Linked DNA regions of Homo sapiens: region 2 is linked to region 1. A link is a loop called in an ENCODE intact Hi-C map of the cell type or tissue named here. Cell type or tissue: B cell. All regions are shown on one strand. Links, peaks and the distances in the headings refer to the core of each region. The heading gives the core; the rest is flanking DNA.

The links. A loop is a pair of places that touch in the nucleus more often than their neighbours do. Peaks named below come from ENCODE experiments on the same cell type or tissue, not always from the same donor. Only the 100,000 strongest peaks of a DNase experiment are listed, where the experiment ranks them.
Region 2: it touches region 1 in a loop (6-fold over the local background); 3 of 110 quality-filtered maps call a loop at or near these places.

Annotation. Positions count from the first base shown.
Region 1 is chr10:101,128,465-101,139,006 of GRCh38, reverse strand. TLX1 (T cell leukemia homeobox 1) reads right to left here and starts at 7,707. Exons shown (of 3, transcript NM_005521.4): 1 at 6,898-7,707; 2 at 4,631-4,832; 3 at 1,218-2,316. The coding sequence starts at 7,465. The coding sequence ends at 2,094. It overlaps TLX1NB (TLX1 neighbor), which reads left to right and starts at 7,861. Exons shown (of 3, transcript NR_130723.1): 1 at 7,861-8,221. In B cell, for the core only: no CTCF peak of the experiment used is centred there; DNase peaks (open chromatin) are centred at 3,816, 4,516, 6,606, 7,526 and 3 weaker places; H3K4me3 peaks cover 3,049 bases; H3K27me3 peaks cover 7,817 bases.
Region 2 is chr10:101,216,698-101,227,239 of GRCh38, reverse strand. It overlaps LOC124902491 (a long non-coding RNA gene), which reads right to left and starts at 4,888. Exons shown (of 2, transcript XR_007062267.1): 1 at 4,756-4,888; 2 at 3,048-4,522. LBX1 (ladybird homeobox 1) reads left to right here. Exons shown (of 2, transcript NM_006562.5): 2 at 1-246. RefSeq lists enhancers at 625-1,126, 3,901-4,550, 8,777-9,368, 9,961-10,542. In B cell, for the core only: no CTCF peak of the experiment used is centred there; DNase peaks (open chromatin) are centred at 1,869, 3,309, 4,149, 8,449 and 5 weaker places; H3K4me3 peaks cover 2,206 bases; H3K27me3 peaks cover 7,265 bases.

The sequences.
Region 1 (10,542 bases), core at 1,361-9,360:
ACCCCTAGGGTGATGAGTTCTGTAGACCCTCCACCACACAGCTTCTTCCAGAAAAGCAGACCCAAGTCAGTCTTGTCTAGGATAATTCGAATAGGCTGGGGACTGGCTGTTATGCCTGTGTGCATGTGTACTGTGGCTGCAGGTCTGGCAAGGGTGGTCTGGAGGGCTCCTGGAGGTTCCCAGAAAGTCAATTCTTTAGATCTCTCCTAGGCCAGGCTAGTGCTGGGAACTGGTAGGTCCCACTTACAGCACCAGAGAGGATTCTGGCCTTAATTTCTGATTCAATGTGCCCCAGTCTCTGCAGCTTGCTGGGTAAGCGTCTAGAGCCCCAGAACTTCAGCAGATGTTGGTCCCGCCACAATGTATCTGCGTATCGCACAACAGACTCCCACCAACACATACACCATCAGCACACAATTACACACACTCATACAGAACCATACCCACCCACTTGCAGTGATGGTCTCCCACAGTGATCCACACTCCCCACTACCTTTACTCCCCCAATTACATTCTGTCACACACAAGTAAATACAGGGAAAATGCACAGCTCACACATAATTACATCTCACACACAATTACACCCATAAAATTCAAGATGATCCACTTCAGAAGCAGTCACACATTTCACAGAAAAATAGATTTACAAAGAGAAACTAATACATATTCTCCCAAACATCAACACGATTCATACATAATCACAAACAATGGTTGATTACACAATTACCCAAAAAGAAACAGTCACATTCACATACGGTTACACACACACCACTACAAGCCCGTGCATACAATGATAGTTTCGATTTGCAACTTAAGCAGAAACAAGCATTTACACGCAAGAATTGCAAACACAATTATACACTTAAATACCATTATAAATATTCACTATTTGCTCGCATTGCTGATTGCTCACATTATCACAAACACACCACACACACACACACACACACACACACACACACGACTCTCACATCCAAAGAAATCCACATCCTCTCAGGCACTGGTAATCCCAGGAGAGCCTGGCTCTCCCTGCTCTCCTCAACTCTGCCTTCTCTCCATCTGTCCTCTTCCTTTCCTCTCTCCAGAGCCTTAGGGTCCTGCCCCGCAACATGTCTCTCAAGTTCAGGTACCAAGGGCTGCCCCTGAAGCATCAGCTCACACACCAAACCCAAGTAGCTGAAGGACGCTAGGGTCCGCAAGGAGCAGGCAGCCCTGACTCCGGATCCGGAGGCTTTTATTTATTTTTTTCACATAAATTACACAAGCACTTTATAAAATGGTTACACAGAAAACACCTTATAAGTGCATAAATTAACACCCCCCCACCCCTCAAATGGGTTCTGGAGAAATGGGCTGCATTTATGTGAAAACCTGTCTGTGCGTACCTGGATTGGGCTGGGATGTGTGGTGGGGGCCTGGCAGACCAAGTGAGGCTGTTGTAGCTGTTGGCTGTTGTGTGTGGTGTAGTGTGTCACAGTGTGGCCATGACCTTGTGTTTGTGCTGGAGGGAGTGCCATGCTGTTCAGGATGAGTCTGTGTCACCCCTGACCTGTGCCTGATCGTAAGGTCCAAAGTGTAAACACTGTGACCCTCTGTCTGGTTGACACTCTCCCATAGATGCCCATGTGTGGCTCTGGGGTGACACCAGGAGGGACAGTGACACCACCTGTGTGTGGGCCTATGGGTTTCCATGTGTGTGATGAGAAGTGGGTCACAGAGAAGGGGTTTCCCAGGGCAAATTCAGATGACAGCCCTGGGGACCCCAGAAGCTCCTCCTCCCTTACCTCCCTTGCCTTTCTCTGAATCCCACGTTAAAAATTAAAATAAAATGAAATAAACAAAAACAGATTTCTTAACAGTTCAGACAGGTGCGGGACGCCTCTGGGAGGGGGGCGCGTGTCCTTGTCCCTTGAGCTCTTCCACCGAAGGGAGAACAGTGTCGGCACAAATGTGGGGGCCCTTCGGGGCCGTGCGAGGGCAGTGTTCCCCTCCTGGGTGCAGTCTGAGGCCAGGAGGGTGGGGAGGAGTCCTGGGTCTCAGGCCTCAGTGACCCCTGAGTGGGCCTGGGGTCCCACAGGGCAGAATGGGCAGGCTCACTCGCAGGCCGACGCCACCGACGTGACGCTAGTGATTTTGGTCGAGTCGTCAGACCACGGCTGCAGATTCTGCAGGGCGAAGAGCGACGAGTTGTGCACGCACAGAGGGTCAGCGGGCAGCGGCTGTGCCAGGCTCTTCTGGAAGGCCTCCTGCTGCAACTGCAGGAGGATGCGGTTCGCTTGCTGCCTCTCGGCCTCCCGTTCCTCCGCAGTCTGCCGTCTGCACCGGGAACAAGCCGTTACCTGCCAGGAGCACCGACCCAGCTCCCGCGTGTGCCCAACTCCTGGTGCGTTCCCAGGAGATAAACTGAACGAGCGCTGCTCGCCTTTGCAGTCCCCAAATCCAGTTTGGGCCCCTATAACGCGTTCCCTTCTTTTGAGAGTCCTGACTCCAACAAAGACTGGAAACCCCAAAGCGGATGGAGCCAAGGTATCCCAGAGGAGGAGCGATGGGAAAGTCTGCGAGGCCCAAACAGCTGGGACTCGCATCCACGCGCAGCGCCCACACCCCGGAGGCCTCACAAGGGGCAGCCGGGGTAGGATGGCATCTCGCCTCCCCCTCCCCGGCCCTGAGGGAGACCAGGTGCCATTCCAAGCCAGAGGGCCCTCACCCTACCCACAAGTCCAGGGCAGAGAGGCAAGGACCAGCGGGTACGATCTGCTCTGCGGGACGTCTCTTTCCTCCCTCTCTCTGCGAATGTCTTCTAGGACTTGGGCCTTCTGTGTGGAGCCCTGTGCCCTACCGGGGCTCCTGCTGGACCCACTGGCTTCCTCTGAGGCAGTTCAGGGAGGCGATGACTCACTTATTCCATTTACTGCCGCCCCTCCACCCTGTCAACTGAGATCAAACGTCTGTCTCTAAGGTGGACAGACCTAATGGGAGTCCCTGGGGCCTTCAGAAGCAATTTGTAGGCGATCGATGAAGCCATGCGAAGCCTGCAAGGGCCTCTTCCAGCAGCGGCTGCTGACCTGCTCTGGGCCGCCTTTTCTTGACTCTGTGTATCTTTCCGTCTTTCGTCTTTCCCTTATCCCCTGCATTTCAAACGGCCTGAATATTTCTCTTTTAGGCTTTGTGTCTTATCTCTCGTTTTCTCTCCTCCCCACCCACTTGGTTCTCTCTGAATTAAAGGAATTTGTTTGAAAAGAAAATGGTGGTTTCAGTCATCCATTGCTTTTTCTTTATTATACATAAATAAGACTTCTGCAGGCTGCCTGTTTTTCTCCTTTTTTTTCCTTGAGCGGGGTCCCTATCCCTCTCCACCTCTGAAACTGGTTGTGTTTCAGTTTCTCTCTTTGCCTGCCTCTTTCTTTCTCTGTGCCCCTCTCTCTGGGAGGCCTGCCAGGCTGCCTCTCCTCCCCTAGGCCAGCAGCCCTCAGTAGGCCTTGGAAACCGGAGTCCCCCCAACCCCCGAGCTAGCCCTGGCTCCCTCTTTAGCGTTCCAAGGTCTGAGGCCGCATCCCCCACTCCTTTCCCAGCGTCAGAAATGTTGTGGTAGAATCGTGGGGCCATGGCTTCCTTTGTGGCCCCGTAGGCGGAATCCCAGGCAGATTCCTCGCCTTCGTTCAGAAAAAGAGGAAACTCCAATTCCTTCCTCCTGCCCCAAGGCCCGCCCGTCTCGGCGCCGCCGACTTCGCCCAGACTCTCCCGCGCTACCCCATGGGGCCTGAGCTAGGGGAGAAACTCCGGCGGGCAAGGGCCAGATGTGCGGGAGGGTGCAGCGTGCCAGAGGGTGCAGCGTGCCAGAGGGTGCAGCCGGAGAAAGCGTCAGTGCGCGCGGAGAGGGAGGCTGCTCGAGAGTGTTGGGGACGCTTCACGTCCGTGAGCGTAAATGTGAAAAAACAAAACAAAACAAAAAGCCCATTGCGTAGTAACTAGAGTTGTGGCTATGGGAGAAGGAAAATTCTCTTTCTCACACACACCCATCTGCTCCTAATTGATTCCCCTTCCAGTGGGACCCGCGAAACCCCGCCGCAGCCGGCGCGGATTGATTTTCTCCTTCCAGGGTAGGGACCGGCTGCGCAAAGGCCGGGTGTCTGGGGGAGGAGACCGTCAGCAGGGCCGCGGTCTGGGGCCACAGACCCTCTGCCGGGAGCCCGGCTGGAGCGCTGCAACAAGGTGCGGGCTGTTCTGCATCCAGTCTCCAGGACAGAGCAGGATTCCATAAGCAAGAGTTTGCGCAAACAAAAAGCTCCCCAGGACTCACAGATCCCTGGAGCCTGGACTGCGTGGAGTGCACTAACCCGCCTGTTTGCCCAAGCGGCGGAATAGACCTGCCGCGTCTACACCGGCAGAGAGTGTGCCAACCAGAAAGCCCTGAAGCCTCCGGTAAAACAGAGCCAGGGCTCTTCAGCCCCATCCCAGCTATCGGCCTCGGTTGCTTCCAGCTCCCCGCAAGCCTAGCGGGAGCTCGCTCCTCCGAAAGGATCAGAAACCGCGAGCGGAAAAAGTATGTGCGCCCCACGAGAGGCCAATGAACCGAGAGCTGCCTGAGACCGCGCCGCTCGCGGGCGGCCGGCCCGCCCCGCTTGCTCACCTCCACTTTGTCCGCCGGTTCTGGAACCAGGTTTTGACCTGCGCATCGGTCATTTTGAGCGCCTTGGCCAGGGCGGCGCGCTCGGCCGAGGCCAGGTACTTCTGGCGGTGGAAGCGCTTCTCCAGCTCGCAGATCTGCAGGCGTGTGAAGGACGTGCGCGGCTTCTTCTTCTTGGGGGGCGTCCGGTTCTGATAGGGGTGACCTATACGGCGTGTTACAGTGAAGGGTGAGAGGGCCACTGGAGCGGGAGACAGACAGACGGCAGAGGCAAGCAGCAGAGCGTCAGGAAGCGTCCCAGGCCCAACACCCCGCGAGTCAGCGAGCGCAGCAGCTGAACCCCCACGAGCAGGGCCGAGATCCTCCCGTTAGCCCTCAGCGACAAGCCCACGGCGGGAAACGGCCTCCTCCTGCCCGCCAGTCCGACGCCGCCGTCGCCGCTACCACGGAGGCCTCCCTGGCCCCGGGCTCCCGCGAGCCCAACCACCTCCCTGCCGCCTCTCCTCCAGGGGCAGTCTAAGGCGAGCTAATGGTCACGCTCCCCTCCCCTCAGTCAGCCCCAGGCCTTCAGGCTCAGAGTAAGAGGCCGAGCCTGACTCTGGAACCCGACCTGAGCCTCCATCCACAGCAGCACACACCAACACAACGTACAACGGGGGCAAACTCACAGATCTATACACCCAAACAGGACCAGACAAGCACAGGCACGGGACAAGCACACAGGACACAGAGCAAAACAAGGCCACAGCCATACACTCGCTGAAACCGCCTTCATGCCTGACACAGTATTAGGGCCCCGCGGTAGGCCCTAAACCGAGTACCTTTCACCAGAGGCCCAGGATTAGTGGACTCCCGGCTGGGTTTCCAGCAGGGCCCTTCAAGACTGGCCTGGCCTGGGTGGGGAATGGGATGGGCACCAGGCCCTGCTGCCCCAGGCCAGAGAAAACTTAGGTTGGGGGCACTGGGACCCCTCTAGGGAGGGCCCTTCCTGAGGCCTAGACCCAAGCAACTGTTCTTCCTCTGGACACCAGCCTCCACACCACTTCTGCCGTGGCCCCAGAGTCTGGTAAGAAGCTGCAGAAGCAGTTTCCCTGGCTGTGCTGCTGCCTGGAACAGAAGCAGGAAGCCAGGGGTGCTTTGGAATCTCCTGGCCCAGTATCTAGCTCTCAGCAGCTTCTCCCAAGTAGTTATGTAAACCCCCCTTCCACTGTTGGGCCCTTGAACCGGGGGACCCCCAGGAGGCCCCATCTCTGCCAGCAGCAGCCAGTGCCTCCTGCCTCCTCTCTCTAAGATCGGCTGGCTAACCTGGGCTCAATTTGTGGCTGCTTCCCAGCCCGGACGGAAGGATCGTGGTCTAGGATCCAGGGAACCCTAAGGGGAGCAGAAAGTGAGAACGGGGGAAGGGATCCACGCCAGAGGGAGAGTTGAGTGCCCAGAGTGGAAACGGGAGCAGAGGGAGCCAGGGCCAGCAGAGGAAGGCGGGAGCGGGCAGCAGAGAAGGCGGCAGCGGCCACCACTTAGTACCCAATGTCCCGGGAGTAGTCTTCCCGCCACCGATCACCAGCCTACCGGTGCATTGTTCGTGCCCAAGATAACAGGGCTGGGCCCGGGGTAGGACACCCAGCCGGGAGAGAACGAAAATGAAAAGCTAGCTGTCCTGGGCGGCTAAGCCCCGCTGCCATCCTCCCAGATGAAGCCTGCTCTCCGGAAAAAAAAAAAAAGGCCACTGGTTCTGCTGATTTACCGGGGCTCAGAGCCCCCACTGGCCCCGCAGCACCACGGGCACCGGAGCTAGGGGCGCGAAGTGCATGTGTGTAGGGGACTGGAGGTGGGGGAACCTGTTCTTTTCTTGTGTCTGATCCTGGGGCTCGCTTCCTGGGTCCTAGAACAGCAGCCAGGACGGAAGAAACTGTTCACGTTGCACCCCTTTCTCTAAGATTCCCAGGCCAAGAGTAGCTGCAGAAGGTGGTCCTGAATCTATGGCCTCCTTCTCTCTGCCTGACCCGGCTAGTGGATCCGGAGAGGGGACCAGGGAGAGCTCCTCCGAGCAGGGGTCCTTCGGGAGACAGAGAGGGGTCCAGGCTGAGAGAACTCTTCAAGCATGGCGAGTCTGCGTTATAGAATCGGGCGGGCGGCTCAACTTGGGGGAAGCACCAAGAAGAGCTGGGCGACCTGGAGCGCAGAACCGGCTTTGGGGAGCCACCCGGCGGGGCAGGGGTAGCACGGAGCCCGGGCCGCGGCCAGGCGGGGAGCGCGCGGGCCGGACTCACCTGTGAACCTGTCCTTTGTGTATCTGCGGTTACTCTCCATCCAGGGGAAGGTGAGGCCAGTGAGGTTGTTGACGCCCGGCATGGCAGGCACAGAGGGCACGGTGGGCAAGCCGGTGGCCAGGGGCTGGGGGTGGGCCACGGCTCCGGCGAGCGGCCTGTGTGCCGGCACCCGGATTACCCCCGCAGCGCTGAGTGCCCCGGCACCGCCGCTGCTGCCGCCGCCGCCGCCAGGACCGGGGCCGCCTGCCAAGGCCATGTTCACGTTGTAGGAGCCGGTCAGAGGACCCATGCTGCAGGCGCCGCCGCCGCCTGCCGGGCCTCCGGGGCCGCCGGGACCTCCAGTACCATAGGCCCCCGCTCCTCCAGCCCCCGTCGCGGCCGCGGAGCCCCCGCCGCCGTAAGTGTAGGCGCCTCCGACCAAGCAGCCAAGGCCGTATTCTCCGTCCTGGAGGCGCGAGGCGGGTCCCATGCAGCCACCCTGGTCCGGGCTGTTGAGGATCTGGTCGATGCCGAAGCTAATGGGCTCTGCGTGACCCGGGTGGAGGTGGTGCGGACCCAGGTGCTCCATGCTGGCCCTGGCCCCACCGGGGGGCCCGGGCGGCGGCGCTCGCTGCGCTCGGCTCGGGGGGCAGCTAGCAGGGGCTGGGAGGCAACAGCGGCTCCTGGCTGCGCGGAGACTTGGAAGCGAAGTGCGCAGAAAGGCTAAAGTAGAAGGGGGAGGGGAGGGAGAGAGGGGGCGCCGTATTCTTCCCCTCTCTGGCTTCTGCTTCCCCGCTCCGGCTGCTCGCTCGCTGTTGACTCTGGGACATCAATCACCAGGCGAAAAAGCCCGGTGCAAGAGAGCTTCGCGGTTTCGACTGGGTCTCTCCATTGGCTGTGCGCGGAGAGGAGCGGGGTGAATGACAGCGCGAGGGAGGGGAGGGGAGGGGGAGAGGAAGGCCAGAAGCCGAGACAGATGCAGGAGCCAGAGATAGAGGGACGGAGACCAAGACTCGGAGTAGTTCATGAAGAGAGAGAAGAGGGGAACAAGGCGAGGCTTAAAAGGAAAAGGGAAAACAGGAAGCGACCATTCCCAGAGACGGACAGACAGACAAACCCAAGGAGGGTGAAGTCAACTGTCTTCCCGGCCTGTTGGGAGCCCTCCCCTCACTTTGAACTGGGCCAAAGGAGTCCAGCCCACAAGGCGTCTGAGGAAGGGATGTCTCTGCCCAACTGGAGAATCTCCTCAAGGGCTCAGCTGCGAAACACCTGTCACTCAACCAGGAGATTTACTCCAAATTTCAAGTCCAGCTTTTTAGAAAGTAGAAGACTGTCTACTCCCCAGGTATGGAGCCCAGGCCCTGAGGCAGGACGGTGAGTTCAGGCTTGCCCTTCTTTAAAACACAGGCCTATGAACAACTGGCTATATGTTATAAAAATCAGCAACCACCCCCCAACTCAGCCTTCTTAGACAAATTCAGGAAGGGAACATATCCTGAAAGGCAGGCACAAGTCAAGAGGGTTGGTTTGGGGTCTGCTGCCAGGGTGCCCATGCCTCAACATACCCCTTTGGTTTTAAATAAACAGATGCGTCAAGAAGTAAAATCCTACAGGGTTCGAAAGAGGCAATTCCTACAGTGTTTGAATGAATTCAACCAGATTGCATTCCACCTAACAATTACCCCAGGGTTGGCTATTCCAGACAAGAAGCCTTTGGACTGTGGTGTGTGTTCTTTTCTTACGTTTGGAATCTTGGGAGGGAGCCATAGGGGCTTAAGGCCGTGGGGGCTGGGATTGGTGGGACTAGGATCAGGGAAGTGCATCCAGGACAAATTTAGGCCTTTCCAACGTTTTGCCAGTGGCTGTCTGGCTGAGAGCCCAAGAGAAAAGGAGGAAACTCCCTTTTTCTTCTTCCTGTCTTTCCCCTCTCCAGTAGAAAATGTTTGCTACCTTTTAGAAGCCAAGCTTTGGGAAAGGCACAGGTTCCATCACTTGGGATCTATTTCTGTTCTATTTCAGTTCAGTTTCAGATTAGACTTTTGGGTAGGCCCTGTCTCTATCTGGAAAGATGCTAGGATGTGAAGACTCACATTCTCTCCCATCAAGTCTTATTGCAATCTATTTGCTTTGGGCATGTCTGTCACCTCCACTTGAAGAGATCTTCTTGGAGGCAGAGAGTGGCTTATTCATTTCTGTTCTCTCCTGAAGAATACAGCCCCAAACAACAAAATATGGTCATCTTGGGTGAATAACAAAGAATGTATCTCTTTATTCAATAATATTTATTGAGTACTGTACTCACTATGTGTCAGGCACTGTTCTAGGCATGGGGGACATAGCAGTGAACAAAACAAAGGTCCTGACCTCATGAAGCTTACATTCTATAGAGGGGGTCAGACAATAAGCAAAGAAGCAAATACAACAAGACAGATGTTAGTATTATGGAGAACAATATAAACTCTACACCAATCCTTCGAGATGAGTATTCTCCCTATTTTACAGATGTGAGGAAAGTACATTTCAGAATAGCTATGATTGGTGTGGATCAATATGGAGGAGCTAGACTCAACTTGCTTTTGTGGGTTAGCCTGGAAACCTACGTGCTGGTTGGAAGTTTGTATCTGTGGGGAAAACCTTGTCTGAGCTCTAGCCAGGTGGACAAAGGCCCACTCAAGACAAAGCCAAATGTGAAATTGGTAGTTGTTTGTAAACACTAAGCAGAAGGCTGGGCATGGTGGCTCACACCTGTAATCCCAGCACTTTGGGAGGCCAAGGCGGGCAGATCACGAGGTCAGGAGATTGAGACCATCCTGGCTAACACGGTGAAACCCCGTCTCTACCAAAAGTACAAAAAATTAGCCAGGCGTGGTGGTGGGCACCTGTAGTCCCAGCTACTCAGGAAGCTGAGGCAGGAGAATGGCGTGAACCCAGGAGGCAGAGCTTGCAGTAAGCTGAGATCGCGCCACTGCACTCCAGCCTGGGCAACAGTGCAAGACTCCATCTCAAAAAACAAACAAACAAAAAAAAACACTAAGCAGAAACATGAGAGGGCTCCGCTCCCTCGCCAGTTCTCTTCTTCCCACTTACCCAATCCAGGTACTCTACCCCTTCCCAAGGAGTTCCATAACTTACTTTGGAAGTTGTCTGAACCCGAATGAATCTCTTCCTGCCTCTTATCTTGAGGGAACTAAAGCAGAAATAAATTATTTATTGAAAGACAGTTTTGTGCCAGGTACCACATCATGCTTATCTCATTTAAGACTTATAACAACCCAGGCAAGTTAATAGAAATGTCCCAATTTTTTATAATTGAGAGAATTGAATGAATGTTCATGGCAGTATTATTCATGATAGCCCAAAAGGGGAAACAACTCAGATGTCCACCAACTGATGAATAGATAAACAAAATTTGTTATATCCACACATGGAATATTATTTAGCCATAAAAAGGAAAAGAAGGGAAATGCTGGTTCATGCTATAACATGGATGAACCTAGGAGACTATTCTGCTAAGTGAAAGAAGCCAAGCACAAAGGCCACATATTGTATGATTCCACTTTTATGAAATGTCCAAAATAGGCAAATCCACAGAGGCAGAGAATAGATTAGTGGTTTTCAGGAACTGGGGGCAGCAGGGAATGGAAATTGACTGCTAATGGATACAGA
Region 2 (10,542 bases), core at 1,149-9,148, 88 kb before region 1:
CTCCTAGCGCTCGAAAGCCCAACGCCTCCCGGACCGGACCGCCGAGGGGAGCTGGGACCTCCTCTGCCAACTCCCGCCTCCTCCCCTGTCCCCGGCCCCGGACTCGGCTCCTGGCAGCCGCCTCTTCCCTCTCGAAGCAATAAACCCAGGCTGGCCGGCCGGGCCGGCCGCCACCAGCGGCCTCCGCCGCCCCGGAAGCCCTCGCCGTGCAATTCTGTATGGCTTCTATATAAATATTTAAACCTATATAGCGGGTTCTTCCCACCGCAGCCTGATTTTTCCTTTCTTTTATTATTATTTTTTAAATCTCGGAGATTTCGATGTTTTCAAAGCTCTCGGGCTGCCGGGTTTGCTGAGGGCGAGACAGAAACCAGGGCGGGGAACACTAACCCTGCGGTCTAGGGGAGTGGCAGCTCCGGCTGTTTTGATTTTTCTCTGCATGTGGCGAATGCACCGGCCCGCTCCTTCCTCGCCTCCCTCGGCCTTATTGCAGTTGACTTCTATTTCCTCGGGCCTTTTTTCCTCATGTGGGAGGGGAAGAGGTGGGCAGTCAGGTCCTGACTTGCAAGTTTCAAAATCGATCTTTCCTCCCCACCCTCTGAGAGAAAAGTCTGTTTTCGATGCCATTTCTGCCTCCTAATGCCCACTAATGCTGTTTTTAAGATTCCTCCCTCCCTCCCGCATTTCCTCGGACTGACTGTTGGAGTCCGGCTCTTAGGGACAATGCAGGGGGAAATCCAACCAACCAACTATCGAAAACAGAACCCAAAGCCCTATAATTATTTTGTACTCTTTTTAGAATTTTTTTGCATGTGACAGAGACAGAGAGGAGGCCGACCCAAGCCCTCACCTCACCTCCTCCACAGCTCTGGGTCTCTCTTGCCACTTCGAACACCCCACTCCTACCCGACTTGGCCAGAGGAGGGTGGCTGGATGTGAGTGGGCTGCGAGTGCCCCTTCCCTGCTCCTCCCTTCCCCTCTCCTCCCTAGACTGTACCCAAGGCCTCTTTCTCCAATAAATAAAGTCTTTGCCATTTTACTAGAACCGGCGGCGACCGTGTCTGAGTGGTGGGCCCGTTTCCGAGAAGCAGCGGCAGGCTGGGCTTCTTGCCGCTCTTCGTGCCGGTCGCCCTAGCCTTGGAGATTTGGGGGGGATTTTCAGGACAGGCTTAAGAGTGAAGGGCGAGGGGGAAGCAGCAGGAGGAGGCGCCTCTTGCCCATAAACCTGAGGCAGCTGCTAAATCGGGAGAGAAGCGGGCTTCGCCAGGTCGGGGTAAAAAACGAGCCGTGAAATGCTGGGAGAAAATGCCTGTGTATGTGGGGGCACACCACAGTACAACATTAATTTGTGTTGAACAAAGGGTGGGAGGGGGTCTTGCCCTGCATTTCCTGCATCCCACCCCAGACCCAAGGGCATTCTCCCTGCACTCCCCGAAAACAGGGCTGAGCCCCGGGAGCGCTGCAGGTATCACTCAGTCAGACGCGGGGTGGAGCCTTGGGTTCCCAAGTTTCGATTCTAGCCCCGAGGGCCTCATCCTTGGGGAGTCGGGGGCCAAAGGCTAAAGGCATCAAGGCCAGGCTGAATTTCAATGTGGGCACCTGGAACTGTAAGCCCAAGCGTCTGGGAGCTGGTGTGAATTTCTGGCAACATTAACCAATTCTGCCTCCACACCCCGGCACACCGCTGGGGGCAGAGGTATGGATCTTGCAAGGACTCTCTCGGGTCTGCGGCGCCCCAAGGCCGGCTGGGGCGGGGGCTGAGGCCGCTTTCACTTTCCTGGACAGAGCGGGTTTCTCTCCGGGCTTTTGTTGTCGCTGGGCTGGCGAGTAGCCGCTGTCACCGGAGTGGGGTCCCGCCTCCGGGCCGCTGGGCTCTCTTTCTCCGCAAAATTGATGTGAGAAATGCGCATCTGGTCTCGGGCGGCGATGGGGCCCCCGGGCCCGAGCCAGGAACGTGCGTGTCCAGGAGGAAACGAAGAGACAGAGAGAAACAGGAAAAAAAAATAGGAGCACAGAAAGACACTCCAAAAGCAGAGAGAGAAAGCGGAGAGCCACAGAGACAGGACGGAGAAAAAGAGGAAAAAGAGAGAGAAACAGAGAAACGGAGAAAGGGAGACAGAGACAGAGGGAGAAAAAAAGAATGGGAAGAGAGGAGAAGAGAGAGAAGGAGCAGAGAAGGAAGGAGACGGCAGGGCAGCGGGGCAGGCGTGCGGCTGGTTCCTCCCGGGCGACAAAAATTGCCCTCTCTTAGGATGGATGGGTCTGTAATTCGGAGCGCGGACCATGAAGGCCGGGACGAATGGGCCTGGGCGGCCGCTGACAGGCGACAATAGCCGGGCCCAGCCCCCCGCGGCTCCCGGTGCGGGCACGGCCGCGGCCCTCCGCAGCCCAGAGCGCGCCGGCGCTGGCGACCATATGGTTTTTGAATTTTCTTCACAATTTGTAGACAATTTGATGGATTAGGTCCCCGCGCGCGCCTCCTCGGCACAAAGGCGGCGCAGGGACCACGGCGGGTCGGTCACCCGGGCATCTGCGCCCGCCGTGCGCACCCCCCCACTCGGCCCCCGCCCCGCGCCCGAAGCCCCAGGCCGCCCGCCCAACACGCTCATGAATCCCAATGAAGCGGCCCTGGCACCTCCGGCCGCTCTCTGCTTCGCGGCCCTGGGCCTGGCCCCGCTGGGTCCCTTTGGGCTGGGGGCGGCGGCCCCAGGGCTGAGCCCACCCGAGCTGCGGCGCCCGCGGGGCGCGCAGCTAAGCAGGCGCGTCGGGGCTGAGGAGAAACGGGGCCATTTATCCGCCCGTCTAGTTAAAGCGGGTTATTTGTTTGCTTCTCCGGCCTGCCCCCTCCCCTCCCTTCCCCCTCTCTCCTCCCCCGCCCTTCCCCTTCTGCCTTTTATTCTTTTGTCTCTAAATGGATTTAATGAGCCTGAAAAACATGACAATTGAATATAACCAAGAAATAAAAAATAACGAGGGAGGAAGGAAGGAGGAAAAGAAAGAATGAAAGAAGGAAGGGGAAGGATTAATAAAATAAGGAGAAAACGCAATTCAATTCAGCAAATGTTTATTGCGCGTCTTTTCTGCGCCAGGCCGCGCAGGGGGGCTGGGAAAATGGAAACGAATCAGATTCGGTTCCTGCCCTCAAGGAGCTCCTAGTCTAGTGGGCAAGACTCGCAGCACCCCCAGCGCTAGTAGAAGCGGACCGAGGGACAGGGCCGTGCCAGTTGCAAAACACTGAGAGGCAGCTACCAGGGTGTTGGCGGCTTCACAGAGGAGGTGGCTTGGGACCCGGGCCTTGAAAGGCGAAAAGTAGTTCGTTGTTTCCATAGGCCAGAGAAGAGAGCCAGTGGAAGGAAGGACCAGAGCTGCGGCGGGGGGAAGGGGTAACGAAGTGTACGTGAGAGCCTCGGCTGAACCCGAGCTAAGGAGGCCACGCGAGAGCGCCCTGCGCGCTCGGTCCCGCACAATGTGGGAAGTGGATTCGAGCCTCTCCGCAGTGTCCTCTGCTCTGAGGAATTCGCTGCCTCCATCAGGTTCCGGGTGGGCTTCCGGAGCCCAGCCGACAGCTCTGTTGAGGCCGCGGACTAGCACTGGACTCTGCCTGGACTAGCACCCGACTCTGCCTGGACTAGCACCCGGGCTTGGGGCTTATCTCTAGGTCCCATTGCGCAGGGAGGCGGCGAGGAAGTCAGCAGCTCTGGGCAAAAGCTGAGGGGCTTGGCTGTAGGCGGAGGCGAGGATCTGGGATCCAGGGAGGCCTGGGCTCTAAGCCCACTCTCTCTTTAGCTCCCCCAGTTCTGAAGAAGTCTGCTACCTGCGCGCGGCCCGGGGACCTCGGATGGTCTTGGCTGTGCCTCAGGCGCTGCCGCTGGGACCGGCGATGTGAGAGAGCCTCAAATCCCAAGTTCGGGCCCGAGGCCTCTTAGCTCACGCCTGCCGGGCCTGTCTCGGGATACTGCAAACAGCAGTGGTGTGTTCGCCCAAGTGTAGGCTCCAAGGGAGCGGGGCTTGTGTATTGCGTGTCTGTTTCTTCTCCTGGTCTGAGTGTACGAGGGAGCTTGGCCTGGGTTGTGTGAGGGGCTGTGGGCCCTACGCCCATTCTTCTGGCGTAGTTCGTTAAGGCTTGGTATCCTGTGGGCTGCCTGCCCTTCGGGCCTGAGTTCCATCACCTCCTAGAGCCCTTTGCCCATCTGTTCCCCCAGGACTCTGGGCTCTCTACGGACCCACTTTCGGTTCCGGGCTGGCCAGGAGAGGCGGCTCGGCTTTGTCTCTCCCTTCCCCGTTGTGTCCCGGGGCTCGACGGGGCTTGCCAAGTCCCGGGACGCGGGTAGTTTCTGCTCTCCAGTCTAGGAACCCCTCCGCGCGCGGACGGCCGATCCCGCTTGTTCGGCTTCCCCTCGCTCCGCCTTTCCCGGCTTGGTGGCCTGGCGAGCGGCGCGGGGTGAGGCAGAGAGGCGCAGTTCCCTATTTTACGAGGTGTCGGGCCGGTGTCAGACGCAGCTCCGATAAGTAATACTCCAGTCTGAGGGACCAGAACGTGGTAATTAATCCCAAAGACTTAAGTGTATTTTAGTTCAGGAGAAAAAAAATCACTAATTCAATCGTCCGGAAAATTGAAGTTTGATGCATGAGTCCCCCCTGAAAGGGACGAGCTGGGGCCGCGCGCCTACCCTCCGCCCCTTCCCGTCGCCGCGGGGACCCCCCCCCCCACCTCTCCATCCCTCTGAGCCGCCAAGTCCGGGGAAGTCCACTCACCCTGCCCTGGCTTTTCCAGTCACCTGAACCCGGAGGCACCTGGGCTTGGCTTCCCACCGGCAACAACTAGCCCCTCTTGGAGCGCAGAAAGTGATTTGTGGGGACAATACATATGCTCCCCAAACACATGCATCTGAGAGGGCACCACAGAAAGCCCGGGGATATAGAGAGGGCAGCCAGATAAGGGGGCAGGTTAGTAAGGTCAGGGGCTACAAAGCATGTGGAAGAAGGGACAGAGAATCTGAATGGGCTGGAGTCACAGGGGTCAGCGAGTAGGAGGCTGCTGTTGTAAAGTGAAGTACATGTGGCTTTGAAGTGGGTGGGAATGGAGGGGAGTAGAACTGGTTGTGCTGGGTAGTGGTGGTTAGGCTGTAGGTGTGCAAAGGGGTGTGTGGGAACTGGCTGCATCCCTGGACTGTACATGTGCGGAGTGGAGGTCCCTGGCAGACACTGACAGGTCTTGGAGAGCCTAGAATCTGACTCCCGGGTGTGTCCACAGGCCACATCTCCTAGAGAACAGGCTCCTGGGACTGGGGCAAAGGAAGGTGGGGGTTCCTGGGGACCAGCACCCTGGAGGGAGGAGCATTCCCACCTTGAGTGTTCCTGGGGCCCCACATCTGCACTTCCAAGTCCAGGACTGCCATCTGCAAATCACCCCGTCTTCTCCTAACAGCTGCCAGTTCTGGGAGAGATTTGGGGCTGTGGGTGTGTGTGTGGCAGGCTGCATGGGGACTAGCAAGGGCATGTTCCTGAGTGTGTCATCAAGTATGTGCAACTGAGAAACTGAGCATGTGCGGCTGATTGATGGAAACGGAGCGTGGGACTGGGTGTGTGATGCTGCGTTCCTGCAACTGATTGTTGCAAACTAGTGTGTGTGCAGCTAGGTGTGACTAAATTTGCTCAATGGAGAGGAAAAGAGTAAAGCTGTCACTGAGTGGGTGTAACCAGCAGGTAAACGATGCCCAGGGTGTGTGAGGTGTGCAGGGAGCTGGTGTGAGCAGATAGCTGGGAGAATGAATATTGATGTGGAATTGAAGCTACAGGCAGACAACCAGAATCCTAGCTCCAAACATTTTAGCCAAGCTGGCTACTGAAATTTACATTTACAATGCTGGGGGCAGGGACCACATGGCCTGACAGGAAGAGGACTCAGGAGAGGACTAAGTAGAAGATGGGATGGAGAACTTTCAGCCTGGGTTGAAGTTTATTCTGAGGGCAGCTGAGGCCGTCGAATAGGCACTATATAGGCATGGACTCTGCTTCTTTGAAAACAGGTTGCGGGGGTAGGGGCATCCTCTGTTGTGCAGTTGGGTGATGGCCAGGCTGCCCTGCCTGCCTTCTCCCATTCAAGCTGGTCACCGGGCTGAACCTTTGTCTTTGGAGTGACCTGTAGACCTGCCCTTGGCTGCTCCAGTTCCAGGTAGCGCTTGAAGGCCTAGCTTCCCCCAGCTCAGTCAAAGGAAGTTCCTCCTCCCCGTGGGGGCTCAGCCCTGCCCAAAGTGGGGAGGGTACAAATGGCAATATGCGCATGGCTGCAAGCAGAGTTGGGAGTGAATGAGTCCTGCCCACTTTGGAATCTGGTTTGTATGTGTGCAAGTGTGTGCAAGGATTGCTGTGCATTGGTGTGTGCATGTGGGCATGTTCACGCTTCCCCATGGAGAGCTGGATGTAGCTATTTGTCTGTGAATGGGGGTGGATGAAGTGGGGAAGGGAGCTTAGTTACCTGAGGGTATCCATGTAACCAATGGATCTGAGTGTGGACGTGACATCTGAGCACATGGGATGGAGGCATCCCTGAGTGTCTGTACCCCAACCCTTCCCAAATTCAGGGGCCCAAGGCTCTTCAGAAAGGGAGATCCAAGTTGGGAGCCTCCTCCAACAAGAAATGAGAGCCTTCTTCTCCCCTTTCTCACACACCTCTGCCAACCCAGAGCTGGGATACGGACCAAGGTAGGGAAGAGGTGACCCCTTCCATCTCCCAGAGGCTGTTCAAGGTGAAGTGTCTGGGTCTCTATAGGGACTGTCTCCTCTCTCCTGATGTCTATAATGGGGCCTATTGATCCATCTGCCTGAGGTCTCCCTGGGACTGCATGTCCACATGGAAATGAAGGGTAAGCCCAGACAGGCCCACAGGCCCACACCCAACACAGGCACACCTCAGAAACAAACCAAACACACACAAGGCAGGCACTCAGTTACACAGACCAACACTGCAGAAACCCGATACACACCCACAGTGACCCACAGACACACAGGATGCCTGGAAAACACAGTGCAGTCACATAAGACACAGCAAACCTGCCCAAATATGGGCAGCTAGTAGCATACATAAGAATTAAGCAGATAAACCTTGGCTGTTAAACATATACACCATCCCCACTTTATACATACAATACAGGCAAGTGACAGAGTCACAGCTCACAGTTGCCACAAGCACACAGGGCACCGGCTTCCAGACAGTTTATGCAAACATGGGAGTAGGGCAGGGGCTAGCTGGTTTAGGTGACTTCAGTGGAAATGCTGCTCGTGTTCTGATGTTCTGAGAAGAGTCCATTTGCAGAGAGGGCAGCCAGTAGCAGACAAGAGTTGGTGGGAAAGGGAGGCTTCCACTGTCTGGGGAACCTCCAAACTGGTGCCCCAGTGAAAAACCAAGTCCCCAACCACCCCGAAATGCAATCAAAGCCGCGGCCGCCCACCCGCCCTGCACAATGGCTCTGGCTGGAGTCGTTATCATTTTTGTTAACTTTTTATCGACTGTTTGCTAGATGGCGTGTCAGTAAAGTGTATGATTTGAGATGAAAAATTAGGCAGATTAACCTGAGGGGAGAGCCTGATTGATTACTAAATAGGATCAATTTGAAAGTTTTAGTCCTGGCGTTTCTGCAGAGCCTCTTAATACTTCAAACTTCAATTTTACGGGCGATTGAACTAAGCATGTTTCTGACAAAATTGATATATGTATTAATTTGCTTTAACTGGTGATTAATTACTCTCCACTGAAAGAATTATATGGAGCTGTTTGCCTGCGATTTGCATATTAATCAAATTCTAGTTGATAATTCCTCTGGTGTTGGAGGGCCGGGGCGGGGTGTGGGGTCCAAAGGTGTGAAGGAGTGTTTGCGCCTGTGCCGGTGTGTGCGCCCGTGTATGTGGGGGGGGGGGCTTCCCACCCCCCTTTTGCTCGCTCCCTGCTTAGCTGCCAGTTTAGTGCATTAAAACCAAAGATGCAGAACGAGTTTGCCCGGCTATTTGGCGGGAGCAGAAATTGCCTGTCCGGTTTTATGATCTGCTCAGCCTGAGCAGCCGGGTCCTTAATGTCCCCTGTCAAAGTGTCCGCGATTTAAAGGGAAAACGGCCCCCGCTTTAGCGCCGCGCGGGGCCTGACAAGGGACGAGGCAGGGACAAGCACCCCCTCAAATAACTCCCTCCCCTCCAGGACCATGGTTTCCCGGCGGCGTCCCAGCTCTGGGGACCCTGGAAACCGAGCCATGTCCTTGGAGTAGTCCAGCTCCTGGGATGCCCCAGCCATGGACCCCCACCCCGCCCCACAACATTCATCTACATGGGGATATATGCAGAGACCCAGAGATGTCACTGTCACTTGAGCTGACGGGCAGGAAGCCACCGTCTTAGACACCACAGACACAGTTACCCAGTCACATTGCTGTTCACTTAGACCCCTGCTCGGGCCTGTCTATAGACACACTCAGCTACCCATATGTACACCCAGACACAGAACTACACACAGGCAGGGAGCACACATAGACACCCAAGTCACGTCTACATGGCCTCTCAGCCGCACGTGGTCACACACACGCAGACACACGGAGGTCCATACACACACACCCAGGCATGGAGACACGTCGCAAAGGGATTCTTGGCCGGATATACACCAGACTCCTGCCCACACCCTCCCGGGAGCAAGCAGTCCCCATGCAGCCCCTCCTGGTCCCCTAGCCAGGCCGACCCTTTAAGCTCAAGGGGGCGGCGCCACCAAATCAACTTTTCCCATCTCTGGATTCAAAGGGTAGGAGTGTAATTAAAACCAGATAATTAATGAGACAATATTCCTCCAGCTACATCTTTAATGAACAAACCCCTTCAGGGCAGCCTCTTCTAGGCTCATTAAAGAGAAGAAAGTTGGGCGGATTGCGGACTTCCCAGCGCGTTAATAACGAACCCGTGGTGGGTGCTTCGGCCCGAAGAGCGGGAGCCACAGCGGCCCTCTCTGGCCCTGGTTCGTCCACCGCCACGTTGTCCCTTTGTCCGCCCCCACCACCACTCCTCACCCCCCAATCCCTTCAGTCGCGTGGCCTCATCGTCTCCAGCCGCCCCCCAGCGACCCTGAAAGTCTCTGTTCAGTGACCCCCGGCTCCGCCTGCGCTTTCTCTGGCGGCCTCTCACCGGTACCAGGCCAGCCATGCGCTCGGCTGCAGCCGGGTGTTGGGCCTCCCAGTTCCCCCGGCTGGGCGCTGAGTGCTCCAGGCCGTTTGGCTGGATGGAACTGGCTCTGTAGAAGGGAATTCGAGGCAAGGTAGGGGCCCGAGTCTCCCTCTGAAACTCAGTGCCCTAGGTGGGTGGCCTAGGACTGACGTTTGAGCGTCGTCCTGGGAACCGGTGGGCTGCAGGGAAGGGGAGGATGGTGATCAGCTCGTTTTCCACGCGCCCCTTCGCCCTCTCAGGAACGCGCACTAGCAACCATACTCCTGTGCACTCGCGCGCACGTGAGCGTGCACACACACAAGCGCCCACTCGGTGGTGCACACACATGCGTGGTCGCAATGCCTGGGGTCCAGACGGCGCGGCCCCAGCCTGGAGAGCCTAGTCTGGGCCTTCCCCAACCGCACGAGGTCGCTCTGGCGTCACTCGTCTCCAGGTCTCCAGGATGGAAGCCTTTTCGTTCCGTGTTCAGCGTCTGGGGCCTGGAGCGGACAATTCGGGCCGGAGAGACTGGGAGCGGGCAGCGCAGGAGGGGAGGGGGGCTCGGGCGGGCAGCGGCGGTAGCTGTGGCAGCGGCTCCGCCGGCGGCGCCTGCTTTCGCCTGCGCCGGCTTTTAGGGATGAGTTATGTGGCAATGAGCGAAGTAAATCTGCATGCGCAAAAGATGCTAATTACTCTTAATAGCCTACCCAGACGCCCCGAGACTGGAAACCCAGAAACGTAAATCTGCTCCCGATAAATATTTTTAATTGTGAAATTTCCTGGAAAGAAGGCTTTTGGTTCGCGGGCCCGAGGCATCTGGCTTTGGAAGGAGGAAAACGGCTCCCACCTGGGAAGCAGGGTCAGGAGTCAGGGTCCCGCTCGAGGGCGCCAGGCGCTGGCCGAGCGACCTGAGCCGGGCCGGCCTGCGCTGGGTAAAGTTAGTGATGTATCGCATTAATTACCAGTGTGAGCTGCAAATGGTTCGAGGCCCAAGGAAAATTAATGGGAATCCAAATTCTAATTATGTAGCTGTTGTTAAAGAGTTTAACTAGATAGTCACGGAGAAAATTGGATTATGCATAGAAATATGCAGCCAGCGCACGCGGGCCGGGCAGGCGGTCAGGGGACTCGTAGCCAGCACCCACCCCCCTTGCCTTAGAGGACGCTCCTCCTCTGCGAGGAAGGAAAAGACCCACCCCAGCGTATAAATAAAGATCCCGCGTGTCCCGATGGCAACGGCAGGGCGGGTCTCTGGCTGGCAGGAGAGGCCGAAGGTTTCAAAGGCGCGCGCTTGGATGCGGGGCTGGTGTGGAAGTCCGGGACTTCTGGGTCCCTTGGTCTGAGTAAGCGTTTGTGCCTGCCCGT